Linked DNA regions of Homo sapiens: regions 1, 2, 3, 4 and 5 are each linked to region 6. Evidence: chromatin loops called from intact Hi-C (ENCODE). Cell type or tissue: heart right ventricle. All regions are shown on one strand. Links, peaks and the distances in the headings refer to the core of each region. The heading gives the core; the rest is flanking DNA.

Evidence for each region. Hi-C counts contacts between places; a loop is a spot of excess contacts. Peaks named below come from ENCODE experiments on the same cell type or tissue, not always from the same donor. Only the 100,000 strongest peaks of a DNase experiment are listed, where the experiment ranks them.
Region 1: a loop joins it to region 6, with 2.8 times the contacts of the local background. A loop is called at or near these places in 11 of 110 quality-filtered maps.
Region 2: a loop joins it to region 6, with 11 times the contacts of the local background. A loop is called at or near these places in 84 of 110 quality-filtered maps.
Region 3: it touches region 6 in a loop (13-fold over the local background); 55 of 110 quality-filtered maps call a loop at or near these places.
Region 4: a loop joins it to region 6, with 6 times the contacts of the local background. A loop is called at or near these places in 18 of 110 quality-filtered maps.
Region 5: it touches region 6 in a loop (5-fold over the local background); 12 of 110 quality-filtered maps call a loop at or near these places.

The regions. Positions count from the first base shown.
Region 1 is chr9:98,937,355-98,942,482 of GRCh38, reverse strand. It overlaps COL15A1-AS1 (COL15A1 antisense RNA 1), which reads left to right. Exons shown (of 1, transcript NR_198999.1): 1 at 1-1,598. Among named protein-coding and RNA genes, the nearest start is that of COL15A1, 4.0 kb to the left of the region's middle. In heart right ventricle, for the core only: no CTCF peak of the experiment used is centred there; a DNase peak (open chromatin) is centred at 1,992; H3K4me3 peaks cover 121 bases; H3K27ac peaks cover 3,202 bases.
Region 2 is chr9:98,997,258-99,002,383 of GRCh38, reverse strand. It overlaps COL15A1 (collagen type XV alpha 1 chain), which reads right to left. Exons shown (of 42, transcript NM_001855.5): 7 at 1,433-1,545. Among named protein-coding and RNA genes, the nearest start is that of COL15A1-AS1, 55 kb to the right of the region's middle. RefSeq lists enhancers at 2,579-3,334, 3,335-4,091. In heart right ventricle, for the core only: CTCF peaks have their summits at 1,747 (motif pointing left), 3,134 and 3,336 (motif pointing right); DNase peaks (open chromatin) are centred at 1,733, 3,343, 3,543 and 4,583; H3K27ac peaks cover 3,628 bases.
Region 3 is chr9:99,138,289-99,142,600 of GRCh38, reverse strand. TGFBR1 (transforming growth factor beta receptor 1) reads right to left here. Exons shown (of 9, transcript NM_004612.4): 5 at 1-65. Among named protein-coding and RNA genes, the nearest start is that of TGFBR1, 35 kb to the right of the region's middle. In heart right ventricle, for the core only: CTCF peaks have their summits at 1,475 and 1,691 (motif pointing right); a DNase peak (open chromatin) is centred at 1,695.
Region 4 is chr9:98,914,309-98,919,436 of GRCh38, reverse strand. All of the region lies in intron 1 of ADIPINT (adipocyte associated pyruvate carboxylase interacting lncRNA), which reads right to left. Among named protein-coding and RNA genes, the nearest start is that of ADIPINT, 5.7 kb to the right of the region's middle. In heart right ventricle, for the core only: a CTCF peak has its summit at 2,560; a DNase peak (open chromatin) is centred at 2,596; H3K27ac peaks cover 2,637 bases.
Region 5 is chr9:99,010,728-99,015,855 of GRCh38, reverse strand. It overlaps COL15A1 (collagen type XV alpha 1 chain), which reads right to left. Exons shown (of 42, transcript NM_001855.5): 10 at 290-439. Among named protein-coding and RNA genes, the nearest start is that of COL15A1-AS1, 69 kb to the right of the region's middle. In heart right ventricle, for the core only: a CTCF peak has its summit at 2,674; no DNase peak of the experiment used is centred there.
Region 6 is chr9:98,858,183-98,863,310 of GRCh38, reverse strand. No RefSeq gene overlaps it. Among named protein-coding and RNA genes, the nearest start is that of ADIPINT, 50 kb to the left of the region's middle. RefSeq lists a silencer at 3,156-3,366. In heart right ventricle, for the core only: a CTCF peak has its summit at 2,281; a DNase peak (open chromatin) is centred at 2,180; H3K27ac peaks cover 2,569 bases.

The DNA.
Region 1 (5,128 bases), core at 428-4,427, 79 kb before region 6:
TATGAAAGGGTTCATGCCAGCCTGGGCGGTGAGGGCTCAGAGGAGGGATGGTTGGCCTGGAGATCAGGAGTCTGGGTTCCAGTCCAATGCTGGCCCTGGCTGCAGGGTGAAGTTGGGCAAATCTTGCCCTTGGTCTGATTTTTTATTTCTCCACCTGGATAATGGACACAACTACCTTGAATTGAATGGTGGCTGTGAGTCCCTTGATGGGACCACCTACTGGTACACCACAGTGCTCTCTGTCCATTGGATTTTGGCTTCTATTATTAGAGGTTGTGGATATTCTCATCGGGGCTGCGGCCTGTGGAGGGGGACAACTGGCAAGACAGAGGGGGGACCCTAGATCAACCTCTTAAGGGATTGAGGCTCCAGTAGCCAAAGCAGCTCGAGAACCAGGTTGGCCTCATGTGGAGCTAACACATAAGGCGAACTGCATCCCGACAAAATTGTCCACTTGAGGCCTCTTTCCTAATCTGTTCACATTCCCTGTGAATGTAAATTCTCTCCCACTTGCAGCCACTCTGTGATGGGCCTAACCTTATTTTATTTTGATTCACTAACCATAGGGAATTTGCTTTCATAATTCTATATTTCTCTATTGTTTGTAAAGTACCACATTAACTAGGAATATAATTGACTTTCTTAGAACTATATTTCTATACTGCTTAGAAAAACCACATCAGTTATGGCTACATAGTAGATCTAGGGTTCTGTTTGACAGTTTTAAAACCAGAGATTGTGAACTGGCAGCCATAGGCTCAATTTTGTTTCATTTTTGATTTTGGTTTTTGTTTTTGTTTGAGATGGAGTGTCGCTCTGTCACCCAGGATGGAGTGCCGCTCTGTCACCCAGGATGGAGTGCAATGGTGGCTCACTGCAACTTCCGCCTCCCGGGTTCAAGTGATTCTCCTCTTCAGCCTTCCAAGTAGCTGGGACTATAGGCGCCCATCACCACACTCGGCTAATTTTTGTATTTTTAGTAGAGACGGGGTTTCACCATGTTGGCCAGGCTGGTCTCAAACTCCTGACCTCAAGTTGATCCACCCATCTCAGCCTTCTAAAGTGCTGGGATTAAAGGCATAAGCCACCATGCCCAGCCTTCAATTTTGCCCATAGATATGTTTTATCTGGTCTGCTGGGTGTCAACCTCCAAATTAAATTGGCTAGCAATATTTGATAATTAGAGAATTGCACAGTAAAATTGAGACTTCTGGATTCTTTTTGAAATTTTGGAAAACCTGGCGACATAAGGCCTGCATTCTCTGTGCCAACAATTGATTGGCATTGAATAGGGGCTGCTGCCTTCAGCTAAGGCAGTACTGTCCAGTTTGCCGTAGTTCCCACCACCCCATATTGTCCCCAAAACCAAAGCTAAGAATCAATTGCCCCTATCACAGTTGCACTCTGCCTTTGCATATAAGAAAAAATGGAATAGGTTGAATGCTCATGTTCCTGTTAAAAATGGGTAAACAGAAGATATATGGGGAGAAGAACATGTTTAAAGAAAGATGGGGAAAAACATATTTCTACTTGTTTAATATACAAATAAAGTGTGTACATTGAAAAAAATAAAAATGAAGGTGCCATTATGAAACAAACCTGGCCTCCTCAGTTACATATATAACATGAAGGGTGAAGACTTGATTGTGATCCAATTTATCAGTCCAAGATACATATGCATAAGGCAACAGATTCCTTTCTACTCTTGCAGGGAAGTCCTATGTGCACATTTCATATTTTGTTGGTTCTCTGTAACTGATGATACCCAATTCACTGGAATCTAAAAATGAAGTTTCCCAAAGCACACTTCTCATCTACAAATGACTGGAAATAGACTCGTGTTAAGGTTGTTGATTTTGCACCTATTTCTCCTGGGAAGCCAGACCATGTTCATATTCAAGAAGGGCTCTCAGTTTGCAGCTTGTCCCTGAACTCAGGCAGATGAAGAACAGGGAGGGTCTCAGGCCTGGGAGCTGAAGTGGGGGCCAAATGGTCCCAGCTGTGGGTGTGGGAGGGATGGGGCAGGAAGCCAAGCAAGACATTTTACCTCCTGCCAGACAGTGTTTTTAGGGCTTAAGTGATTTCCTTCCATTCAATGTTAAGTTGTAGAAATAGCCAAGAGGAAGCTTCGTGTCATACCCAAGCTGATCTAAATTGTTTACCACCGTTCAGTGTAATCTGTGAGATTGGGATGTGTGAAGACTGGGGATCTTATGTCCCAACTCTTACAGAACTGGACTAAATTAATAGGCTGTTCCATTTTCCCATAATCTACCCAATGTCCCTGATAACTCAATATCCAAAAGCATTCTCCATACTGTCTCAAGCAGCTGGAAGGGGCACAAAAATCTGTGGAAATCATCTAAAACTTTGGTTTCTGAAGAAGTTACCAAGAATATAGTGCATGTCATTCTAGACCTCAGTTTATTCACTACATGGGTACAATGCCTCCCTTGTGGAGTTGTGATGAGAACGTCTACAGGAGGTAGTTAGAGCTTGCATATCATCTGATTTAATGTGCAGAAAAAGTGCAATAGATTTAACTAGCTAACTAGAATAGAATTTACTAGAATAACTAAAGAGATAGCTGCCTTTGGGATAACCAAGAGAAAATAATGACTGTTTAAGCCCACAACTACCTTCCAAGGAGGACTCATTTGTTCTGCTGAGCATCTTGATGTGTTTGGATATGCAAAGAGGGGCCACAGGCTGAGACAAGAGTCATTGGTTCAACATAAGAGAAAATGATGGATTTGAAAATCTGACAATCCAAGAGGAAAAGAAAAAGGAGGGAGAATGTATCAGACACCTTTTATGTGCCACTGCAACATCCTGTCCAGATCCCCTCCATCTTGATCATTTATGTGCAGGGTGGCTGTCTTCCAACTGCCAGCACCTGCATCCCTTCACCTGAGCGCTTTCTCTGGCCCCTGGAGCCTGCTCTGCCCACAAGCACAGAAGACCAGAAGTGTTGGGAAATTAATGGAGCAACCCCTTCCCCAAGCAGCTCTCAATCAGTGATGGTCAGGAGCTGGTGGATGAGAATCTCAGCCCCCTTACCCAGCTGGTGGGAACACCTAGGCAGGCACACATTCTATACTTCTATCCAGAGTTTCCACAGGACTGAGCTCCGGTTTCCCACAGGGGTATTGTGCACTCACTCTTTATTGGCCACCTCATTTCCCCACTCCCCTTCCAGTGCTTCTTAAGAAAACTGACCAAGTGAACTGCTGGCAGTGGAATCCTTGCCTCTGAGTCTTTTGCTGCGGGAATCCAAATTAAGATAGCTGCTTGAAATTCTTTTAGTCTCACCCGTCTCCAGGGTCTCTGGCCACTTGTTCTAACAGCAGTCCCCTTTGTGGAGACCAACTCTACCTGGACTCTCACCAACTTCAGGCAGATACAACTCACAGCCCCTGGCCTCATGTCCACATTGATCACCTTTCACTTCCACCCCAGGGCTTCCCTGTTGATGCTAAGGCATGACATCCTCAGCACTATCCTTAGTGCCTGCAATGAGCAACCTGGAAGTACAGTGCAAATAACACCCTGTGGGGCAAAATTTCAGCCAATGGAAGCCAGTAGATGTATTTTTCTCCCTTCCTCTTCCAGATGCACTGTGCCAAGAAAGTAATTTATAAGGCATCTCAGAAGATGGTCACACAATGCTTGCAGAGCAGTCCGTCATGTCTATTGCCTCTTATTGGGCTCTTCCTCCTACCTCGCCTCCCTTTCCTTTTCACTTCTGCTCTCTAAGATCACACTCCCTAATGCCATAGAGGCACACAAGACTTAGCCTCAGATGCTACTATCTGAATAACCCAGGATGAGACAGGTGATGGAGCTTATCTCTCAGCTTCTGACCTATTCATGCATCTTAACAGAGTATCTAAGGCAATTGTCCCTTCCTGCTCACTATCTTCAGTCAGCATGATGTCACCAGTATAAGGGACCAGCAGGATAGTCCATGGCATGTTGGAATGACAAGGTCCTTATGGACTATATTATAACAAAGAGCTGTTATGATACTCCTGGGGCAAAACAGTGAATATATACTACTGTATCTGCCATGTAAAAGTGAACTGGTTTTTATCTTCCTTGTGATTCCACTTTGCCAGGTCACTCTGCATCCCACACACCAAAGGCTATGTTGGTATATTCCAGTAAAGATACCGTATTTGGCATGGCAGCTGCAATGGATGCTACCATCTGGCCAAGTTTATGGAAATCCACTATCATCTGATTTTTGGAAATCCACTATCATCTGATAATAGATTTGGCTTTCGCAGGGGCCTATACAAGCTAATTAATTGAAATGTAATGGGATCTACCATACCCTGCATCATTTAAGTCATGATAGGGGTTCTAACCCCTGCAATACTTTCTGAGAGGTGATTTTGCTTCTGATCTACTGCCTTGAAGTGGAGGAAAGGGTGTAGTTTCAAGGACTTCCACTTGACTTTTCCTACCAGACTCTACAAGTCAAGTTGCTAATGTAAGGGTTCTGCCAGAAGCTAAGACTATCTATGCCAATTATATATTTGAGATCAGGCCTAAAAAGGTCTAGACAGCACGAGTAAATTATGTGAACAGGTAGCCCAGACTCCCAGGTCACTTACTGCTTTGCACCAACACCCCTTCTTGAGTTCACACTTAGGGCTTCATGGGTGGTTTCCTACAACCAGTAATCAGTTAAGGAAAGAACCCAGGTTGCTTCACACATGAGCCTGTGTGATATGTCAGTGCTAGTTGAAATGAGCTGTTGCTGCATTGCAGCCTTCTCAAGGGTGGCCGCAAAGGATAACGGTGAAGAGAACTCCTCCCAGGGGGTAGAACTATGAGTGGGGCACTTGGTCAAACTCTTTGAAAGAGAGAGAAGTAGTATAGTATTATGATGTATGTAGATGCCTGAGCAGTGGGCAAATGACTTCGATGTTGGCCAGAGGCCTGAAAGACAAGATTGGATGATCTGGGACCAGGAGATCTAGGGAAGCATAATGTAGATTGACCTACAGAAATGAGCACACGTGTTGGTCTTTGTATCTCAATGCTCACGAGAAACCATCCACCACAGAGGAGATAATTCAACAGCCAGGTGACAGGGTGACTGATCCTGTGGATGTCAGCC
Region 2 (5,126 bases), core at 1,127-5,126, 140 kb before region 6:
TTTGGTGAGCTGGGTATGTATTTCCTGGAATTTGGGAGGCTCAGGGACTGGTGTCTGATTTTCTCCAGGGAGACAAAAGGTGAAAGGAGGGAGCCCTTTAGATTCAGAGTTGGGAGAGAGGGACAAAGGAAGAGAGGGGAAGGGGAGAGGAGAGGAGGGGGAGGTGAGGGAGAAAGAGAAAAGGAGGGAAGTGGGAAGAGGAGGGGAGGGGAGAAAAGGGGAGAGGAGAGGAGAGGAGAGGAAGGGAGGGAATAAAAGGAGAGAGGAGGGAAGGAGGAGGTGAGAGGGAAAGGGGAGAGGAGGGGAGGGGGATGGAGAAGGGAGGGGTATTTGTCCTGCAGTTGTTTTGCTGGAGATAGACAAGATAAAATCTCTCCAAAGGGAGCTGGCTGAAATGGGCTGTACTCAAAGAGCCACGCAGAAGATCTGGGCAACCTGTATGGGGTGGAAGCCCGGGCAGAAGTTACAAGGCAAACTATGGAATTTTGATCCTAGGTCCCCTGCAGGAAGACCTCCCAGGAACCACAAAAGCCCCCATAAGAGAGAGTTCCAACAATCAGGCATCTTCCACACCAAAAGCCCAGATCACAATTTGACCAGCCAAGTACAACTGTGTCCATTTCTCCAGGTGGGCCAGCCCCTGCAGATGTTAAAAATAGCTCTAGAGGATGGGGAGATCATGAGGATAAGGAGGAGAGAGAAGTAAGAAAATAGAGAGGAAACCCCTAACCATGCTTCCCTTTCCTGGCAGTTTCCTAGTCTACAGTAGGCCTGAGTATAGAAGGGGGGAAACTGTGTTTGTAATTTTGTTGAATTTTTGATATTATGCTGGGCTTGACTTTTAAATATCTGTGAAAATTGACTGTTACCAGATAGTGACTGAGAGAGCTGTGAGAACTGTCTTAAGTTTTCATCCCAGGAGAAGGGAAGGAATGAGCTGGCGTTGTGGGTTTTCAGCAGGGGCCATTGTGAGAAAACTATTTATGCTTTAATTTTGCACCCTAGGGAGCCCAGCATTTCAAAAACTGGCTTTGCAGGTGTAAAAGCCAATTACCAAACAATAGCATGAACACACCTGCAGTTAATCTGATTCTGTCTTGAAGGGGACTCAAAGGGCTGATAAAGCTATGTGCCTTCACAACTGAGCAGGAGGGCGGGGTTGCATTGGTGAGGCCTGGACGCTCGCTCATCACAGGCAAGTGTGAGGACAAGCTTGCACTGCATATCCCCCACCAGTCCTGTGCATCCCTGGAGAGCCTCTGTGGCCCTGGGACTCTGACCTCCTCTGTACCATGAGGACAGAAGCAATCTTGATGCTATTCAACCAAAACCCTTGTGGTTCTCTCTGGTGCTCAGTAAAATCATCACCAAGTTTGAAATAAGCAAACAAGCCTACTACTGACTAATCAAATGAAATTTACCATCTACTCACCTTTTCTTCAGCAATGTCAAGGAAGGCCCCAGCCCCTGAGCCGCTGTCAGTAATGGGGTCACCATCCACAGAATGAACCCCCTCCAGTGTGTCATTCAGGATCTCACCAGACCCTACAGGAAGCAGGCATTCTGCTATCAATAACTACATTTTGCAGTCTTGGAAAAGAATGAGGTATCTCTTCACCAGCTAACTTGGAAAGATGTTCAGATACCATGACACAGGGTCAAGAGGGGGAAAAAACAAGTTGCAGAACAACATACATGGCAAAGCATGTGTGGTTTCCATTCCAGGCTCTGGCACCACCTGCAGGCAAGTCGCTCAACTTCTGCCTCAAGTTCCTTATCTAGAAATGGGGAATTACAATAATTCCTACCTCATAGGGTTGTTTTGAGTACTGTGTGTCACAAGGACTAAGTAAGTTAATGCAAATAAAGCATTGAGGACAGCCCCTGGCATATAGTAAGCAATTGATAAATGTTCATTGTTGATATGGTTTTACGTGTGTAAAATAGAAAAAAAAAGTATGAGTATAGATATCGTATCATTATTATATATATAACATATTCATGTTATGTAATAATGATTATGACATACATAATATATACATATATGTATATGTATATGTATATGTATGTGCTTATATATTTATATACTTGGCTAAACCACAGTGTTTAGTACTGATATTTTCCAGAAGATAGGAGTGTAAGAAGAGGAAACTATTATTTTTCTGGTTTATACAACTGAGCATTAATTTAATTGTTCCCACATGCATATATTTCTTTTGCAATTTAAAAAGCAGCCCGGAATCCCAGCACTTTGGGAGGCCGAGGTGGGCAGATCACTTGAGGTCAGGAGTTCAAGACCAGCCTGGCCAACATGGTGAAACCCCATCTCTACTAAAAATACAAAAATTAGCCAGGTGTGATTCCACATGCCTGTAACCCCAGCTACTTGGGAGGCCAAGGCAGGAGAATCACTTGAACCCAGGAGGCAGAGGTTGCAGTGGGCAGAGGTTGTAGTAAGCTGAGATTGTGCCACTGCACTCCAGCCTGGGTGACAGAGTGAGATTCCATCTCAAAAAAAAAAAAAAACGCAAATGGATTTTTGAAGCAAAGAAAACTTATTCATTGGCCGGGCATGGTGGCTCATGCCTGTAATCCCAGTATTTTGGGAGGCCAAGGCAGGAGGATCATTTGAGCTCAGGAGTTCATGACCAGTCTTGGCAACATAGCGAGACCCCATCTCTACTAAAAATAAAAAAAAATAGCCAGGCATTGTGGCATGTGGCTGTAGACCCAGCTGCTCAGGAGCCTAAGGAGGGAGCTCATGCCTGGGAGGTCAAGGCTGCAGTGAGCCATGATTGTGCCACTGTGCTCCAGCCTGGGTGACAGAGCAAGACCCTGTCTAAAAAAAAAAAAAAAGAAGAAGAAGAAGAAGAAAAAGAAGTTGTACTACCATGACTGCACGCCTGTTATGGCTGGGCCCATGCCAAGATTGTCCCATGCACTCCCTCCAGCAACCCTCCTGCTGGCCCACCTGTCCTGCCCACCGGGACCCCTCCCACCACCTTCCTGCAGGTGGGCAGATCCTGGTTGGGGATCCCACTATCACCCCATGACAGGTGTGACCTGCCGGATCCACACATCAATACCTCAGTATTATTAACCCTGGGAATGAGACTGAGACTGGGAAGGGCCCTGAAGCCAGGTCAGCCTGTCCCCGGGCCAGGCCCTTCCCACACACGCTGTGCTCACGCAGGTCCCATGGTCACAATAACTCTGGAAGAGGTGCCAAATCCTCCAAAGGACTCTGCCCCCCTCCCCACCCACTCCTGTCCCATCCTGTGATGGAAGAGTGGCCAGCACGGGTCGAGCACTCTCGTCTTCCCTGCTCTGACCACCAGGGGGTGCCGTGCAAGCAGCCGATTGCCTGTCCTCCAAGGACTGACCCCTGGGAAGAAGGAGGTGGGGTGGCCCCTTCCACGGGTCACGATGGTGTCAGGGAAGCTCTGAATGCAAATATTAGGGGCTTTGCTTAGCCAGGGCTTTCTCCCACCATCCGGGCTGTCTACACATCAAGAAGAAAAGGACACTTTGGCTAGCTCCATTGCTTTCAACTGACCTTTTGTCTGCTAGATAAGGAGTGTGGCTGATCCCGGGAACAGGCGAGCTGCGTTGGGATCAGAGCCCAGTCCCCACGTGGACCTCATCTTCTCAGTCTAGGAAAGCCCTCGCCCCAGCCCCTTCACCTTAACCCCTTGCTGAGAGATCCTAATTCCACCCCTGAGAAAAGCATTCGCAATTCAGAAGCCACTTCCACAACTGCGGCCAGATTCAGCCCTCTCATCCACCCAGCATCGGGGATTGTTCATGCTCCCAGAGGACGGCTAAGGAATCTGAAGCTTGGAAACTGATCAGCAACTTGCCCCAGGCCGACAGCAAATAGGGGGCTAGGCAGGGCCTCCTTCCAAGCTGTCTGACTCTCCCCAGCGGGCAGTATTTCCACAGCAACACCCTGCCTCCTTGGCTCTGTCATGACGTTATTAAATTATCCTACAATTTTTTCTCTCCAGTTCTCTATACTTTCTCTGACCCACAGACTCCCCAAATTTAGTTGTTAAAATAACACTCATTAACTGATGGCAGAAGCAAAAAGAATAGTGATATGTATTATTGTAGAAGACTTGTATTAATAAAATACGGAAGTACAATAAAAAAAGTAAAAACCATCCATAATCCTACCACTCAGAGATAACTGCTTATAACATTTTGATGAATATTACGTCTAATATGTGATGTATCTAATACACACACATCGCTCTACATAGCTATATGTAAATAGATATAAATAACATATATTCAAAATTAGGGTCATAGACATAATTTTGGAATTTGCTTTTTTGGTGGAATATACCACGAGCATGTCCCTGGGTCATTAAATCTTCTGTATCACCAGTGTCAGGGCTGTATGTATGAATGAAATAGAATTTGGCCGACCAATCCCTACTGTGGGCAGTTTGGGTTATTTTTGTTCCTAAGAACAGTGCTGCCAGGAATGATCTTGTACTTACATCTTCAGTCTGAAGTGACGGCCCCTCTGAGAAATGACAGAAACCACAAGCGATCTCAGGGCTTGGGCATATGCCAAGCTAGTGCCTGGGGGATAGTGTTTGACGCCTGGGCTTTTACCAGTGCTCCTCTGCACAGGTAGGGGGACAAGAGGCAGGGGCCAGAGCCCTGGATGGGCAGCCAGGGGACCAGCTCTTCTCCTAGGGACTGCTGCTGCCTTGCTGGGTAACTGGCCCCTCTCTGGCCATCAGTTTCTCACTTGTGCCACACAGGAGTTTAGCTGATCCTCTGAGAGTTGGGGAGTTTGTGGCAAAAGTCAGAATGGGTGGGGACTCTGGACTTAGCTCTTCCAAGTGTTGGTTTTTCCACCTATAAAATAGTGGCTAGTGCTACTGAGTAGGCGGTATGCTGTCGGTGTTGGAGACAAAATATCCAAACACTTGGCACACTGTAGGTATTCAACAAAGAGCAAGGATTATTACAAACTTTTCTGTTAAACCCCAGAAGGAATAGAATCTGGGAGTTAGAAGCTCCAGATCTGGGGGTTAGAAGATCTGCTATCTGAGCTCAAATGCCAGCTCTGCCATTCACAAGCTGTTTGCTCCTGGCTGGGTTACTTAACT
Region 3 (4,312 bases), core at 1-4,000, 280 kb before region 6:
ATCAAAAAGGGATCCATGCTCATGATAATCTGACACCAACCAGAGCTGAGTCCAAGTACCATTGTCTGTAAAACAGAATTAACATTTCGGTTGGGCTGCAGACCATTTATGATTTATTTGTTCAATGGTTATTACTTTTTACTCTCAATCCTGAGTCACACACTGCAATATAATGCCACCTTAAGTCTGTATTTCCTTCACATTTTCTTCTACATTGTTTGTTTTATACTTTTATGTACACATCCTTTAGTTCCTCAGAGTAAGCCCCTCTTCTTGAGATAAGGCAAGTATAATTAATCCCATTTAAGAGACAAAGATGGTGACTTTTTTGAGTCTTCACAGATAATTGGTATCAGAGCTGGCACTCTTAAGTGCCTAGAAAAATCTCTGGGTCGGGTTGGGTGCTCAGTGGCTGTTCCTGGAAGGAGAGAAGGTTAAAAAAAAGGAAGGAACAGAGAGGGAAGCAAGGAGGTGAGAAGTCTCCGGAGACCAGTGTGGCCACAGTGGGAATGGAAGAGTATGGGACAAAACTGAAAGTGAGTTTCAACAAGAAATGACAAGCTTTAGTGACAGATTGTGTACACAGTTCACAAAGACGCAAGACAAGATGATTATGATTCCAAGGTTGCTAGCTTAGAAAAACAGAAATAGTGATACCTCTAACACATGGGGAAGCTGAAATAGGAACTGAAATGTCAGGAGCAAAACTGGAAAAGCTGGGACTAAACTCAAACAACGAGGAACGTGGGTTCCAAAATTTCCTCTGTAAGCCAAAACACGAGTTTAAAACATGTTTTCTCATAGGAATAATGGTAAAGACACTAGCTAGGCTCCTAAGCTAGACTGGTCCACGACAATCTAATTTAACCTAGAAGTAGCTGGAAAACCACATGCTTAATTAAGCCATGAAGAAAAAAAGCATTACAACATTAGGAGACAGCACAATCCAGTAAAAGATGGACGCTTAGAGTCATTCTAACCTGGTTGGAATCCACGGCCTGCCTGTTACTGACAAGGAGCCTGTTTCTCCTTTTATACAAGAATAAAGTCTTACTTTGTAAGACTGTTAAGATTTAAAAAACGGAATGCTAGATTCTTTAGGTAAGAAGTACATAAACTGTGCTCTTTCTTTCCCTGCTGGTTGTAAACCAAAAGAAAAAATCCATATTGACATGAAACAGCTTCTATTTTGAAGGTATTTGGTTGAAGAAGAAAACCAACTCTGATTAGAAGAGATTAAGAAAGGAATAGAAACTTTTCAGAAGATTCTGGAGGAGATTTCTGGGTACATTTAAAAGGACTTAGTATTAATTTGTTCTTCATGAACTTTATAAACTGATTCTGACCAAACTCGCACCCTTGCTTTTCCTTGATATAGGCACATCACTAGCTTATTTGCATGCCTCTTAACCATTACTGAATTTTGAAAAGCTCACAAATACAAGAAACAAAGTGGAAGACAGGCAGATGGAAGAAAGGGAAACCACAGGTTATGGACAAGATAGAAGGAAGGTTATATGTAAGGGGCCATAAATATAAAGGGCTGCCGGGGGTGGAATTAACTAAATCAGGAGAAGATAAAGGAACTGAGGTGGAGGGGCTAGGCTCAGAGAAAGTACATTAACCCCTGACAAAGAAGAAAGAAGGGGAGTAGGGAAGAGCCAGTAGGGTCAGCTAGTTCCCATGGTGACCACCAGATGACAGCATCAGCCTGGTTAGAAGTTCAGGGCACAGACTCACCAACATTTTGTGCTGCTGTGTTTGTAACTTGGAATGTGACAAAATCCAGACCCTGGGTGAGGTTTAAGCTTTCAAATGGAGATTTGAGAGTTGCCAACATGGTAGAGTTTGAAACCATGAATGTGGCTATGTTCTTAAGGAAGAAATTACCACTTATAAAATCAGTACCTTCATATGAACCAGTGAGAAGAGTAAGAGTTGAGAAAACAAAGACAACTATGAAGAAGTAAGAAGGAACAAGGAAAGTCTAGGGTCATCAAACACAGTAAATAAAGAAAAGGTTGTTTTAAGAGTTGGGGGAGGAAATAAATGGTGATAAAGGCAGAAACGAAAATGAGAACTAAGGATTTGGTCAGACTGATTACTATTTTTTGTTTTGTTTTGTTTTGTTGTTGTTTTTTTTTTGAGACAGAGTCTCCCTGTGTCGCCCAGGCTGGAGTGCAGTGGTGCGATCTCAGCTCTGACTGCAACCTCCACCTCCCAGGTTCAAGCAATTCTCTGCCTTAGCTTCCCAAGTAGCTGGGATTATAGGCACCTGCCATCATGCCTGGCTAATTTTTTTGTATTTTTAGTAGAGATGGGGTTTCATCATCTTGGCCAGCCAGGCTGGTCTTGAACTCTTGACCTCGTGATCCACCCACCTTGGCTTCCCAAAGTGCTGGGATTACAGGCGTGAGCCACTGTGCCCGGCCTGTTTTGTTTTTAACTTAAGAGGTATTACATTGTCAGGTGCCACTGATAATCGCTACCTACATTCATCATATACCTCACTGCCCCGTCTTAATCAAACACTATACACCTCCACATATGATGCAATAGGATGTATATAATATCCTTAGTATGTATTTTGAGAAAACCAATAAAACTCCAATTAGGTTTAGCTTCTAAATCTAACTACCAGTTTTCAGAAAAGATAGAAGAACAAGTTAAGAGACACTATGGAAATGCAATCAGCAAAATCCAGAATGTGATAGGCCCTTCAGGATAAACAATCCAATTTCTTCAACAAATAAGCTGCGAGAGGAGAAAAAAGATGAAGGGGGGACCTAAATTTTAAGACACATAAGAGAAATATCAACTAAATATAACTTGTGGACTTAGAATCATAATTTGAATAAATAATTTTTTTAATAGGAGACAATTATAGAATTGAACCTAACTGGATATTTGATAACATTTAAAAAACTGACAATGGTAGTGTGGTTGTTTCATAAAAACATTTCCTCATCATTTGAAGATACAAATTACATTTTATAAGTGTTTACAGATGAAAACATATTGTCTGGGACCAGCTTCAAATAACACAGTTAGGGCAGAGTAGGTGGGATCAGACATCAATTATGATTGGCAGTGACCTGACAACTGTTGAAGCTGGACGATGAGGGATCACTGTAACTACTCTGCTTTTCTACATATTGGAAATTTTCTACAAATAAAAGTCAATAACAAAAAAAAGCAGTACATGCTTGTAAATAAATTTGAAAACCCAGAGAAGCTAAAAGAAAAATAATAAAAATCACCCATAATTACCAACTGAGGTTAAACACTGTTAATATTTGAATAAATAAATATTGCTGAAGTAAATGGAAGGTGGGAGAAGGAAAAAGATGACTACAGGTCTGGCCAAGCTAAGAGATAATGACAGCATTTTTTTTTTTTTTTAAATAGGAAAGCTGGGAAATACATTTGATTCAGGGGTAGGGATGACAAGAGTGGAGCTGAAACACAAGTCTCTGACAGAGGCAGTAAAAATAGGAATCGTGGGGGCTGGGCACAGTGGCTCATGCCTGTAATCCCAGCACTTTGGGAGGGTGAGGTGGGTGGATCACGAGGTCAAGAGATGGAGGCCAACCTGGCCAACATGGTGAAACCCCATCTCTACTAAAAATACAAACATTAGCTGGGCATGGTGGTGCACGCCTGTAGTCCCAGCTACTCGAGAAGCTGAGGCAGGAGAACCACTTGAACCCAGGAGGCAGAAGCTGCAGTGAGCCGAGATTGCACCACTGTACTCCAGCCTGGCTACAGAGCGAGATTCCATCTCAAAAAAAAAAAAAGTAGGAATCATGGGCATAAAGGTATTAACGGAAGCTAAGAAAGTGGCAGCAGCACAGTCTAAGGTCACTGCTTGCAGTCCCCACTCATTCTGACTCCCTGCTGACAGGCTTCCTTCCTTCTTCAGCATCTGACCTGACACTGGGCCTCAGGCACCAGCATGATAGGCAGAAAAGTGTCCGTACAGTTACCAGGGTGGTTGAAGAAACAATTTATCTCTTTGAGTTTGCCAGAAGATTCATCTATTTAGCCCTTGGCAACTCAGAACACTGACAAGTTATTTTTACTCTCCCCATTAATAAGGTCAATAGTCCATATTGAAACATCCTACTGGTCAGGAAGAGATTAAAAGGAAACAGCTATCTGAGCCCTATTCTCAAAATTTTGAGCAAGTTTATATATCTTTTCTATATCATGAGTACTCTCAATAACTAACTGCCCTAAACTAAACCAACAAAGTACATGGCTTTTTAAAATAGCTCTTTTATATTTTATAAAACATTAAGAGATTTTAGGA
Region 4 (5,128 bases), core at 470-4,469, 56 kb before region 6:
GTAGAGACAGGGTTTCACCATGTTGGCCAGGATGGTCTCGATCTCCTGACCTCGTGATCAGCCCGCCTCGGCCTCCCAAAGTGCTGGGATTACAAGCAGTGAGACCCTTTTATTATTCCTCCTACGTGTAGTACTGAGACCCCAACATTTTCTCTACCAAATTCCCTTCCCTGAATCATGATGAGTTTTGCAGTATCCAAAGCTATACAACTGAGCTTTTAAAAGACTATTTATTTGCTAGTAGTTGAGGGTTGGAGCTGTGGAGTCAGACTGCTGGGTATGTGGTCTTGGGCACAAAGCTTAACATAGTGGCTCTCAAAGTGTGGTCCCTGATCCGGCAGTATCAGCATCCAATTTTCAGGCCCCACACCAAACCTATTGAATCAGAATCACGGGGTGGGACTCAGCATTTCATATTTTAACCAGCCCTTCAGGTGATTCTGATGCACCTTGGCTGTTAAAGAGCTTACCTGTTATCCAGATTTCATATCCTGCTTCTGCCATTTGCTACCTGTTACTTAAGATCTCTGGGTTTCAGTTTCCTCATCTATAAAATGGGAATGATCATGGTACTAGCTTCCACAAGGCTCTTGTTCCAATTAATAGAATGAGCCATGTAAACTACTTAGGATGTACTTATTCATCATTAATTACATATAAATGTGTTTATGTGTGTGTGTGTGTGTGTGTGTGTGTGTGTGTGTGTGTATGTGAATTTCCCTTGCCTTAGGTGTTTACGAAGATTCATGGTCATGTGTAATAGTTGTATAACACGTCTTAAAATTTTACGAAGAAACTTGTATATGACGGCCCTAATCATTTTCATAACAAGCAAGGTAGGTGTTAGGTATTATTATCTTCATTGTACACATGGAAAACAGGGGCCCAGAGCATAACATTTTCTCAGGGTCACAGTGAGACAGTTATGAGTCTAGAATATAAACCACTTCTGCCTTGAACATTTGTGTCTATTCATTACATCATGAGTTCTCAGAGTGCAGGCCTGCAATCTTGGTTGACACAGATAAAATTGTTTTAATTTAGGTACCTGTATTTGTCCACTATGGGAAAAAAGATATGGTTAATGGCGATGCTGTTAGTTAAATATAAAGTTCTTGGCACAACCCAGCTTGGCATGTGACTTACCGCTGCTTCTTGCAATTCCTCATTCCAAACAGGGAGGCTGTTTGGTGCAACAGGCACTGGAATGGAAAAGGTCAACCCAGCTCCAACTTCTGACTCCAACATTTCTTATCTGAGTGTGTGACCTTGAACAAGGTACTTTGCCTCTTAGAACTTCCTTTTCTCCTTTTGTAAAATGGGGTACTATCCCTCCCCCACCCAGCTCCCAGAACAGCCCTGGGTCTCAAGTTGAATGATGTGGAAGATGTGGAAGCACTTTGCAAATCATAAAGTACATGTACAATGATGGGATTGGAAGGAAGAGTTTGCTGAAGATGAATTCTGCTGGCCTCTGCCAGCTCTAAACGGCTCTGTGGTCTGGCAAGGCCAAGGCAATGTGCAGCTGGTGGGAGGTCGGTGGGGACTGGTGGAAAGCTAGTCAAGATGTGTGGCCTGACCCTTGCTGGGGAGTGGCCTGCCAGGACAGGGGGATGTCAGAGACCCTTCCAGGGAACCCCCAGTCATATGCCATCAGCTCGGGACAAGCCACTGCTGCCCTGGAGGCCCTCTGGAGTCAGACCCAAGAAGTCCACGCAAAGTGAAACAAGTTCTCGTCCTGGCTACCAGTTCCCAAGATGACACTGGGCAGGACCCTCACTTCTCTAGGCCTTTGTTTTACAAAACAAAGTGGCATGTGCCATCTCTCAAGAGCAAAGAAAAACAAAACAAAACAAAACAAAATCAATAAAAAATTAAAAATGGCATATCCTCAACTATTCCACCAACCCTTTTATTATTCCTCCTAAGTGTAGTACTTAGATCTCAACATTTTCTCTACTAAATTATCTTCCCTGAATAATGATGAGTTTTGCTGTGTTCAAAGCTAAATAACTGAGCTTTCAGAGGACTATTTGCTAGTAGCTGGGGGTTGGAGCTGTGGAGTCAGGCTGCTGGGTGTGTGAACTCGGGCACAGTGCTTAACCCCTTTGGCACTTAGTGTCTCCATCTGCAAAATAGGACTCATAAACGTACCCATCTTACAGGATCGAAGATCAGTGAGATGGTGTGTGAAGGGCTTCACCTTGCTTCTAGCAGCTAAGTTCAGTGGGAAGCTATCACTGTCACCAGCAACACCAGGGTACAGAGGGACCAGCTGGAGCTGATTTCAGAGAAAAGTCAAGACACCGGATACTTTTACGAGCCCGTGAGCCCTCACACAGGGGCTATATACTGTTTCTTTTCAGCTTTTGAAAGAACCGGGAATAGTCTGAGCACCCCAAGTCCAGGGACCCCAGCCTGGGAACCTCTGGCCCAGAGAATCATAAAGTTGCTTCCATCTCTGACATTCAAGGTCTCAGAACATTTCAGCTGTGCTGAGGGTCAGCCAAGCCTCTTAAAAGAAACCCGCGTGGTCAGCAGCAGCTGGGCCTGCAGTGAAGCCAAGGTAGACCACAGGAGGAGCTGCCGCAGCCCAGAGCCCCGCCTCCCAGGGCCAGGGCCCCTGCAGAAGAGTCGCACATCAGAGGAAAGCTCACAGCCTCCTGTTCAGTGCATCCGGGAACTAAATCTCCACGCCCCCTCCCACCTCTCTGATCTGAAAAAGGCCAGGAGGGAAGGAAATGGTTATTTCAAAGGCTGGACGATCCCCCTTTGCAGACAGGGTCAGAGTCTGAGTCTTGAGCTCTCCAAGGAACTACTGAAAACCAGAACTTTGTCTGCTTCCTTTTCTTCATTTCTCCTTTCCTTTCTTTGCAGTCCTGTTCTAAATGTAGATCTGTAATCCCGGCTACTCGGGAGACTGAGATGGGTGGATTGCTTGAGGCCAGAAGTTCAAGGCCAGCCTGGGCACCATAGCAAGATCCTTGACTCTAAAAAAAATTAAAAATAAAATTATGCAGGCATGGTGGCATGCACCTATAGTCCCAGCTACTAGAGAGGCTGAGGCAGAAGGATTGCTTGAGCCCAGGAGTTTGAGGCTGCAGTGAGCTATGATCACACCCCTGCACTCCAGCCTGGGTGACAATCCAACGTGATCATCATATAAATGATGATAAATAAATACTTATTTATTGATAAAAATAAATAAGTAAGTAAATAAGATCTTGGAGGCCATGATTCAGGCTGTCAAGGAACAGAAACCTAACCATCAACGGGAGGGAAAAACCTCAGGATCTCGGTGTTGTAGGAGTGATCTCGGGGTAAACCACACACTAGTGGAGTCTCCTACAGAAAAAGCCGATATGATGGGAATGATGCAGAATCCCTCACCTCTGTGGATCCTTCGTGCCCATTCTCTGTCTGGCTCCTCACACCAAGCCCTAGAGACATCCAAGGCAGAGCTTCCTATTCCCATTACACAGAGGAAGAAACTGAAAGCCAGGAAGAAGATGATAATATGAAAAACCATAGCTAACTTTCATTGAGCACTCACTAATTTGCCAGGTAAGGCACTAAGAACTTTGCATGCATTATCTCATTTAATCCACACAAGTGCCCTAATGAGGTAGGCATTATTGCTCTTCCCATTTTACAGATAAGGAAATTAAGGCAGATCTGCCAGATGTCCAAGCCCACACTCATAATCACTGGCTACACCTGCCCCTGCCCAAGAACCACACGGTGAGACAGTGGAAGGCTCAGGAGCCAAGCCCGGGTCTTCTAACTCCAGGTTGAGTGCTCTTTCCCTGCTGCCGTTCTGCTTCCTTGTGGTGAGTGGAAGGACGGCTATTCTAATAATCAGATCTATATAAAAAAGGAACAGGTTGTGTGGGAGGGATTGAGAACCCCATCACTGAGAGGCATCCTAGCCAAAGCGAGATGATCGCTTGGTGGAGTGCTATGGAGGTAATGGGGGTGGGGCTTAAGGCTCCTTCCAGACATGGGGAGGCAATGAAATCCATTATAGTTGCCAAGAAAACCTCCAGAAAGATGTCTAGGTCCCATCTTTTCTTTCTTCTCTCATGTCATTCATTCCTTCTCTTAATCAACAACTCATTGAGAGCCCACACTGTGCCAGATCCCATGCTATGTAACAAAGGACCAGACAGACATGGGCCCTACCATCCAGAACATATGCTTCAGTGACCTTTATCCCCAGCGAGCCTAAATAGGACTCCTCTGCCAACCAAGATATCCCATCTCTAGACCATGGCTCCTTCTGTTGACTTTCCACCAACTCCTCCTTGATGCTGAAACCAAAGCGGTGCAAATACCACCTTGGAACTCTTAACACGCTGTTGCTGGGAATGTGAATTAGCACAGCCACTATGGCAAACAAAATGGAGGTTTCTCAGAAAATTATAAATAGAACTACCCCCTGACCCAGCAATCCCACTACTGGGTATTTATCCAAAAGAAAGGAATTCAAGTGTACCAAAGGGACACCTGCACTCCCATGTTTCTTGCAGCACTATTCACAATAGCTAAGATATGAAATTAACCTAAGTGTCCATCAATAGGTGGATGAATAAAGAAAATGTGGTATGGATACACAATAAAATACTCTTCAGCCATACAAATGAATGAGATGTCATTCGCAGCAACAGGGATGGAACTGGAGGTCATTATGTTAAGTGAAAATGCCAGGCACAGAAAGACAGATACCGCGTGTTCTCACTCATACGTGGGAGCTAAAAACTTGATCTCATGGGCATAGAGAATAGAATAATTGATACCAGAGACTGGGAAGGGTGGGTAGGTGGGTGGGAGGAGGATAATGAAGAGAAGGTGATTAATGCGTACAAACATACAGTTAGATAGAAAAAATAAGTTCTAATGTTTGATAGCAGACTAGGATGACTATACTTAACAACAAACAATATTTTGTATCTTTCAAAGTAACTAAAAGAGAGGACTTGAAATGATACCAACACATAGAAATAAATGATAAATACTCAAGGTGACGGATACCTCAAATACCCTTACTTGACCATTACACATTCCATGCATAAAACACTTACATGTGCCTTATAAATGTGTTTAACATTACATATCAATAAAAGAAATA
Region 5 (5,128 bases), core at 475-4,474, 150 kb before region 6:
CGTTACCCCCAGCACACCCCTTCTGAAATATGCATCTCTTCTAAGCCTCAGTGCCAACTGTGGACCACTTGTCTCTGAGTAAATTCTTGGGCAAGGCTAGGAGGGAGCAGGGCTGTGGCCTCTGCTACACTCCAGCATTGTGTCCTGCCTCCCTCCAGCAGCTGCCCACCCAGACATGTGCTCATAACCAAGCTACAGGTGCCCCTGCCAAGGCCAAGGATGACTGTTGTCGCATGATGCAGACCTGTCTCTCCCCTGTGAGCCAGAGAGGACACAAGATGACACTTACAGAAGTGACTGCCCGCTCAGGGGCCATGGTGGCTGTGAGGGGAGCCAGGCCATCTGTGGGGACCCCACTGGCTTCCTCATCCTCAAAAGTACTGAGGGACACTTCGGTTGCAGCTGCAGCTGTTGTTAAACTGTCTTCACTGCTTGGACCCTGAAATGAAATTGGCATGAGGAGCTGTGCCCCTTCGCCCATGCCCCTGGTTCAGTGGGTGTGAGGCTGGGGGGTGGAAAGCGCTAAAGCCTCAGATAACTGGAGGCTCCATGATTCCCTTTCCTTTGCTCCTCCAGGACCACACCTTCGCCTGGAGCTCCAGCATTAGAACGTACCTTTCAGGGCATCCTCCCACCCACCCCAGAGTCCCTTCTAGCACATCTCTGCTAAGCACTTCTCTGGCCTTAGCTTTGTGAAAGGAAAATAAATCTCAGGATCCCCAAATCAATAAGCCAAAGGGAAAAAAAAATCAAGCTGGGAACTACTTAGGGCAAATCTGTCTCCCATTCTAGCCCTTAAAAAGATAGCTACTAAGATAAAAAAAAGCTACATACTTCCCTAATAATTTGTCCATAAGGAAATTCCTTGCAGACAAAGGACAGATGGAACTCAAAGTCACCCCTCTGCTCACGGAGATAAATGCATATCTGATTGCTTCCTTTGGAAAGGCTAATCAGAAACTCAAAAGAATGCAATCATTTGTCTTTTATCTACCTATGACATGGAAGCCCCCTCCCCACTTTGAGTTGTCCTGCATTTCTGGACAGCACAAATGTACACCTTATATATACTGATTGATGTCTCATGTCTCCCTAAAATGCATAAAACCAAGCTGTGCTCCAACCACCTTGGGCACATGTTGTCAGGATCTCCTGAGGCTGTGTCACGGGCATGTCTTTGACCTTTGCAAAATAAACTACCTAACTTTCCTGAGACCTGTCTCAGATATTTGGGGTTCACATTTTGGCAACCAAGAAGGGATTCTGAGTGGAGGTGCCACTGACCTTTGACAAATCTCATATCGGTGCTTGATACCAGCTTGAGCTTTCTTTATGGTTCAAACCAATAGGACAATTTGCTGAGGCCTAGGAGCCTCCCCTCCAGAGAATCCCTGATCTCCCAAAATTTGGTCAAGTTCTAAAGTTTATTTTGCTGTACAATTCTTTTTTTGCAGTCTTACTTGCTTCCAACAAGGAATGCAAGTTTTCCTGCTTCTAGGATGATGGAAGGCACCTAACTCCTTTCTGGAGTTTGAGCTCATTTCTAACAGGGAAGGCAAGTTTAAATTCTTTCCTGCTTCTAGGATGGTAGAGAGCAATCTTCTGCCTAAGACCTATCTCTAGTAAGTAGCTGAATTGGGGTTTTGTCTTAGCTGAAGTTAAGATTAACAACCAGCTGTTCCTAATTTCTCCTTACTATTAAAGTGCTCAGTAATCATGTTGTTAGGGTTTTTTTGGTTGTTGTTCTGATCTTTCTCCCATCAGATTTGACCAGCTCTACCTGACTTGGTCAAATCTGAATGAGAATTCTAAATTATGGGTAACAAGACCTCTCTGAATTGGCTAAAATTTCTCACAGCTGCAAGAGAGGGGAAAAAAAAACACAACATGCACGTTTGCTATCCTTGCTTCCTGTCTTAAAAACTTTTTTTCTTTCGTTTACTTTTCTTCCGCCCTATACCTCCTTCCCCCTTCACTATCTTTAGTACCAATAAAAACCTAGAGGAGGCTTCCAATGACTCAAACCCCTTAAAGTATTCAGAACAAAGGCACCACCCGCCCCTTTTTGGGGTGTTCCATTTTCTTTGTGGAGTTTCAAGAGTCATGAGCAGATTCTTCTTAGGTCTGAAGCTCTGCTCTCCTGTATTGTAAGACCTGACCTCTTTGGCTTTTGGGGGTACCAGAGATTACCTTATACCGGGAGAGGATTTGACCTTAGTGTGTATAATGGTGGATGAGAGTACAAAGTTAGAGGTGGCTGAGGACAATTTACAGGAAGTGGTCTTAGCTGTTTTTTTTTTTTTTTCTCCTAGGAAGTTATTGTTTAGGACCCTAATTCTAGTTCAGAGGTACATTCTAAAGGGTGTCTTCTCCATTGCCTTTCCTCCTGAAATTAATCTCAATTGGCTAGTGTGAGCATTTTGCATGAGGAATTGAACTATTGTTTTCACAGATAAATGGGAGAATGAGTTTCCTCAGCTTCAAAGAGAAAGGGCATTTTGCACCTCCCAGCTGAAAGGTGCCCCTGGGTGACTGGAGGGCAAGTGGGAGTGTCTTGGGGGGTTGACCCCCCCATGACATGCAGCAACCCTACAGGGAACCCCCAACAAAATTAGTTTAAAAAGCCTCATTCAGGAAGTGCATATAGGAGCTGGTCACCCTGCATTTTGATTTTGAGCCTCTTGGAGGTGCTAGAACTACACAGAGAGAAACTGAGACACGTAAGAGGGTGGAAATGGCTCAGTGGTGACACACTGTAGAGTCTCACCCGCAACCAGCACACTTTGACACACTCCACTAAAATGCTAGGCCACAGCTCAGTTCGTCCCTTAAAATAAAAAATAAATAAATAAAAAAGGCCGGGCACGGTGGTTCATGCCTGTAGTCTCAGCACTTTGGGAGGGATCATGAAGTCAGGAGTTCGAGACCAGCCTGGCCAACATGGTGAAAACCTGTCTCTACTAAAAATACAAAAAAACTAGCTGGGCATGGTGGCACGCACCTGTAGTCCCAGCTACTCAAGACGCTGAGGCAGGAGAATCACTTGAACCCAGGAGGTGGAGGTTGCAGTGAGCCGAGATTGTACCATTGCACTCCAGCCTGGGCAATAGAGGGAGACTCCGTCTCAAAAAAAAAAAAAAAAAAAAAAAAAAGGGTGGGAAACAAATAATCTAAGAATAAGGAAAAACAAGGAGAATGACCCTCTTTCAGGCACTCTGTTGGTTTTATGGTGCCTCTTCTTGCAAGTATTTTTGTAAAATGAACATATATGGTATTTTCATGCACAATTACAGCAAGAAAAATTCAGAGCCCAAAAGTCGATCTGCAACTATAAAGTTCCTAAGTTCTCTATCTCTCTGCTTTCTTCTCTGCCTCTGCCTGCTTTAAGTCTGCTGTTACATTTCTCCTGAGATAAAATCCACTGTTTGCATCCAGACATTTATTTTTGTTATTGTTTCTGCAGGACAATGTGTTTGTATTAATATTTCATGGCTAGAGTTCTGAAGTAAAAGCTATAGGATTTTTGGTTGTATGAGTATGTATGTGTGTGTTTATGTGTACATACACATTTTGTTGTGTTTTTCGCTACAAGGTATGACAATGGCTTAAAGAGTACTCATAAATTAAATGATAAACCCAAATGCTTTTCAAGTTCACACGACTTAAGTCTTTAATAAGCTAGTTTTAAAATTACTGGTAAAGCAATATTAGAAATGTCTTAAGAATTGCCAGCATACATTTTTGTTTGCATTTATTGATCAAGCAATTTCATACTTATCCCTGCCAAATACTATAAGGTGTCAAAATTTGGCACAAGGGTTACAAAACTATAAACTCAGCCCAAAACAGGATAACCTTTGCTTGTGTACTGTCTGATAAATAAGACAAGAACATTAGTTTAATGAAAATAGCTAAATCTTGATTTAGTAAAATAACCATATATTTAATCTTAAGGTTCTACTTAGATAAACACCTGAAATTCACAGGCTATAAAATGGTTGGCAGGGAAATAACTTTAAATAATGACTATTGCAGTTTTCATAAATACAGTAATCTAGGTACAGTATTAAAAATAATTAGGTAAATGTAATGGGATAAATACTTATAGACAAATGTGTCATAATTTAGAATCTAAAGTTAAATTAAATAATAGATATTTCATTAGTTGGGTATATTCCAATTAAAAAATATATTGTAAGAAAACATTCTTTCTAAAAAAAAGTGTGTTTTTTAAAAGGTGAATAATTTTTGTCTCATTCAAAGCTTATTTAAAGGTTATGTATAAAACAAAGTGAAGGGAATCAGGAAATGAGAGAGATGTAAAGAAAGTTATAGAAATAAAGAGGTAATTTTGGTAAGAAAGCTTAAAGAAAAATAATTTTATACAAGAAAGAATCTTTTATGGTAAATTTTGTCCTAGAATAAAATGACTTTTTTTTTTTTTTTTTTCAGAAAGAGGGATGCTCAGGAAAACTAGAAAGTCCAAGCATGTCAGAAATGGTCTGTTTACATCATAAGAAGAAGACAGATGAAAAAAAAAGCTTTCATATGAGCAAGTTGTCTACAATTAAAGGGAAATTATTTAAAATGGTCTTTCCAGAGATTGGGTTTTGATTTTTAAAAAACCACTTATACACTAAAGAATTGGTTTGAACTACAAAATTTTCTTAAGGTATTGCTTTACTCTTAATAAATTACAAGGCATTATAATTTTTTTACACAAAGTTCGACTTTTATTGCATCTTGCTCTTTTCTGTTTTCTCTCGCCTTTTAAAAGGCCTGAAATAATAACTAATCTTCAACTCATTTTCAGCTCCTGTAAGATTTTTTTTCCTCTGGTTATAAATGTTGTGGCCTGATGCTAAAAAAATGTTTTATCTTAAAGATCTAAAAGGAGTATTTTCTTCCAATATAATATTCCCCATAGAGAACAGCAGTCGCACTGCAGAAGGTCTTTTCTTTTGCCTTTGGGTAACTGGCCTAATAAACAGATCTTACACTTTATCTAAATAATTCCTATGTCATTATTACTAAGTTTTCGTTTGCTTAGAAAAGATGCAGATTAACAAAAAGAATATTTTTTTTAATTAAGGTTATTACGTCCATATAACTTTCTGTGAAGGGAGCC
Region 6 (5,128 bases), core at 497-4,496:
TCACTCCCAGAATCCCAGTGAAAACCACACACCACAATGAAGAAACTAGGGCTGCTTAGCCTGGAGCAGAGTAAGTGTAAGGCCATATCCTCCCTACTTGACTTTCTGAGGGGTGTCCTGGAGCAGAGAGAGCAAACGCACTGGGTGGCCTCAGAGGGATCCCAGAGCAATAAGGGAAGTTGCAGGGAAAGTGATTCCCGCTTCATCAGGAAGCCACCCAAGAACAGAACGGGATGGCTGTGGAGTAAGTGGCAGTGGACAAGCTAGGGTCAGCTGGCTGTGTATTGGGAACGTGGAGGAGGAATTTCTGCATTAGGAAGGAGTTGAGCACATGACTTCTAAAGTCCCTTCAAGGTCTATAACCCAGTAATTTGCTTGTTAAAATAACCGTTGGTGGCCAGGCACGGTGGCTTATGCCTGTAATCCCAGCACTTTGGGAGGCCAAGGCAGGCAGATCACCTGAGGTCAGGAGTTCAAGACCAGCCTGGCCAACGTGTTGAAACCCCGTCTCTACTAAAAATGCAAAAATTAGCTAGGCATGGTGGCAGGTGCCTATAATCCCAGCTAGTCAGGAGGCTGTGGCAGGAGAATTGCTTGAACCCAGGAGATGGAGATTTCAGTCAGCCGAGATTGTGCCACTGCACTCCAGCCTGGGTAACAGAGCGAGATTCCATCTCATAAATAAATAAATGAAAAATAACTGTTGGCAATTAGAATCCAGTGGTGCTTTGCAATCACGCTTGAGTTAATAACTCAAGCCACCCAACAGACACACCCATTCTGGCAATTTCTTTATAGGATACTGAAATAACTGTCTTAAGATTCTCATGAGCAATCTGTTCCACTGACCCTTACCTCGTAAAAGAAAGTTCAAGATGATTCAGAAAGGAATCATGACATGGCGATTGAGACAGAACTCTCTATCCCCTGGGTATTAAGCACACTGAAGATGGGTAAGGGCTGGATGAAGCAATCGCAGTCAATTTGGCCACTGCCTGTAGGCCTCTCTGACTGAGCAGCAAGAACCTCAGAGAGGGAAACTGAAGACATACCTCCCACCCGCATCCTGTTTGAAAGAGAAAGAGGGCAGAGTGTGACATGGGCAAGGATGGAATTCCACCCGGACAGCTGCATGTGGAGGAGCAGGTCTGGTCCACAGGCAACTCTGAACTTGGAGCCCTGTCCCTAGTTCTTCTCCTTGACTTGACACTTTGGAAAGAAATGTGCTTGCCCAGAGATATCAATCAGCTATAAACTCCTGCACTCTCCAAGCAGGACAGACTCTCATTAACCGTCAGGCTGTAACTGGCAGTGTTGTGTACATGGATTAAGAGTGATCAGGGAATATGAGCTGCGTGACTTGGGCAGGCCCTCTCCTCCCCTCCCAGAGAGAGGAAGACAGAGCTGTTTGAGCTCTGGAGCAAGACTAAGTGCAAATCCCAGCCCTGCCGCTTATTATCTGTGCAAACTTAGACCAGTTCCTTACCCTCTCTGAGTCTCAATGTCCTTACCTTTTAAAGCAGGGGTGGTGGGCGGGAGGTGGAATGTTTTTAATTTTGAGAATTAAATTAGCTCATTTATATGAAGTGCTTAGAAAAGTGCTGAACACATAGTATCATTATTATTATTATTATTATTATTATTATTATTATTATTATTATCAGCAGCTGCAAACAGAAGGTAGCAACCTTCAGCTAACTGACTTCATAAGATCAAATAAAATGTTTGTTTTAAAAAAAAAAACCTTGGAAGTTGTGTATAGGTGTGAGAAATTTGGTGTGTAGTGTATTAAACCTCACAAACATTAGGAGACTGTAAGAGGCCAGTATTTCCAACTTCACTAATTAAATAAATATTGTGGCTATGATACACCAAGCTGCGTGGCAAAGTCTCTAGAACTTTTTGTTAAGATAGGAAATTAATTTGACTTTAAAATGTATACAATGTAATATAGCAAAGCCAATTTTTGAAGCTACAATTTTTAAAAAGAAGGAGAGAGTACCACTTTAACACTTTAAGAAAAGTGACACACCCAGGCCACATTTAGAACACTGACTGCTAAGTGGAATGATGGGAATTGGTCCCTGACTTGCTGCGTGATATCCAGCAAACCTCTTCCCTCCCTGGCTTCAGTTCCCCATCGGCTACATCTGGCACTAGATGATCTCTGGGAGCCTTCCAAGTCTGCCATCCCGGGATCTCTGACTTGGAGAATTTTTAGACCAATAGACTTGGTCTCCAGGAAAGCACTGTCATGTTTCCTGAGCTGACAACACCATCTAGTGTGTGTGTGCAAGGAAGACATGACTGCCTGGCTAACCAGGCGCTTTCTCCTCTCCGTCTCATTCTCACATATATGTTGCTACTCAAAATGTGGTCCACAGACCAGCAGCAATTGCATTATGTAAGAGCTTAGGGGACATGCAGAATCTCAGACCCCATCCTAGACCTACTGAACCTGAATCTATCTGCCTTTTTTTGTTTTTAATTTTGAGATGGAGTCTCGCTCTGTCTCCCAGGCTGGAGTGCAATGGCTTGATCTTGGCTCACTGCAACATCCGCCTCCTGGGTTCAAGTGATTCTCCTGCCTCAGCCTCCCGAGTAGTTTGGAATTACAGGCATGTGCCACCACATCTGGCTAATTTTGTATTTTTAGTAGAGATGGGGTTTCACCATGTTGGTCAGGCTGATCTCGAACTCCTGACCTCAAGTGATCCATTTGCCTCGGCCTACCAAAGAGCTGGGATTACAGGCGTGAGCCACCACGCCTGGCCTGAATCTGCCTTTTAACAAGATGCCAGGGGATTCCCACTATGCACATGAAAGTGTGAAAAGCGCTATTTTAATAGGAGGAGAAAAGGAAAGTAGGTTAGCAAAGGAAATTTAAGTTGAACAGATATTCAACCTATAAAGAAATCCAGAATTGGCCCCTAGAAATAAAACACATCCTTTCCAACTGACATGTAAAGGGCCTGTCACATGACAAAGATTCCATTTCTTGAGAATTTTTGGAAATTTTCAAAACAGAATCTTCTTGAATGGTAAGTAAATATCTGATGACAGCGATGGTTGCTCCTGAGCCCAAGTTTCCAATGCACCTGCATTGTCTACATTGCTATTAACATAATAATCCCACTGATGAGTCTCCATTTCCAGGAATTCAGCATGAACTTGGCCACTCTGAGCGCCTAGAGGCCACACTCAGGTCGAAGGCACGTGGCCCTGTGACAACGTGGCAGCTCACTTCTTCAAAGCCAGCAGCAGACACTCTCAGCAGGTGGCCTCTAGGAGCTGAGGTTCTCAGTCCTACAACCACAAGGAATGAATTTTGCCAAAAAACAGTGAGCTTGCAAGAAGACACCAAGGCTCAGATGAGACACCAGTCCCAGCCAACACCCTGATTTCAGCCTGCAAGATCCAAAGCTGCGATCCCCAGTTGAGCCAAGCAAGCCCTGATTTCTGACCTACAGGAACTGTGAGATAATAAATGGGTATTTTCAGCTGCTGCGTAGCCATAGAAAACTAATACAGATTTCGGTGCCTGGAAGTGAGATGTTGCTGTAACAAATACCTAAAATGGAGAAGGGTGGAGGGATTTTGAGGAGCATGATAAAGCCTGCATCTCCTTGTAGAAATGTGGATGGTTGCTTTGGGAGGCCGAGGCAGGAGGATTGCTGGAAGACAGGAGTTCAAGATCAGCGTGGGCAACAAAGTGAGACTCCGTCTCCACAAAAAATAATTTTTAAAAATTAGCTGGGCATGGTGGTGCATGCCTGTACTCCCACATACTTAGGAAGCTGAGGCAGGAGGATCACTTGAGCCCAGAAATTCGAGGCTGCAGTGAGTTATAATTGCACCACTGCACTCCAACCTGGGCGACAGACTGATATTCACAATATGGCAATAAGAGGAAGGAAGTGAGGAACATGTCATTGGAAACTGGAGGAAAGGGATCTTTGCTGGATAGTGGCAGAAACCTTAACAAAATTGTTTCCTGCAATGCTCGACATCACTAATCATCAGGGAAATGCAAATTTAAACCACGATGAGCTATCATCTCACCCCAGTTAGAATGGCTATTATCAAAATGACAAAGAAATTAACAAATGCTTGCAAGGATGCAGAGAAAGAGGAATGCTTGTACACTGTTGGTGGGAATGTAAAGTAGTACAACCATTATGGAAAACATCATGGAGGTGCCTCAAAAGTCTAAAAATAGAACTACCACATGATCCAGCAATCCCACTGCTGGGTATATATCCAAAAAAAGGAAATCCGAACATCCAAGAAATACCTGCACTCCCATGTTTATTGTAGCATTATTTACAATAGCCAAAATATGGAATCAACCTAAATGTTCATCACTAGATGAATGTATAAAGAAAATGTGGTTTATATATACAATGGAATACTATTCAGCAATAAGAAAGAAGGAAATCCTGTCATTTGCAGCAACACAGAGGTCATTATGTTAAGTGAAATAAGCCAGGCAAAGAAAGGCAAATATCACATGTTCTCAGGCACACGTGGGATCTAAAAAAGTGGGGCCAGTCACAGTGGCTCACACCTGTAATCCCTGCACTTTGGGAGGCCAAGGCAGGTGGATCACCTGAACTCAAGAGTTTGAGACCAGCCTGGTCAACATGGTGAAACCCCATCTCTACTAAAAATACAAAAATTAGCCGGGCATGTTGGCAGGCACCTGTAATCCCAGCTACTTGGGAGGCTGAGGCAGGAGAATCACTTGAACTCAGGAGGCGAGGTTGTAGTGAGCCAGGATCAGGCCACTGCCCTCCAGCCTGGGTGACAGAGGGAGACTCTGTCTCAAAAAACGAACAAACAAACAAACACCACTGGGTGCAGTAACCCACACCTGTAACCAGCACTGTGGGAGGCCAAAGCGGGTGAATCACCTGAGGTCAGGAGTGCAAAACTAGCCTGACCAACATGATGAAACCCCGTCTTTACTAAAAATACAAAAATTAGTTGGGCATGGTGGTGGGTACCTGTAACCTCAGCTACTCGGGAGGCTGAGGCAGGAGAATCTCTTGAACCTGGGAGGCAGTGGTTGCAGTGAACCAAGATCGAGCCATTGCACTCCAGTCTGGGAGACAGAGTGAGACTCTGT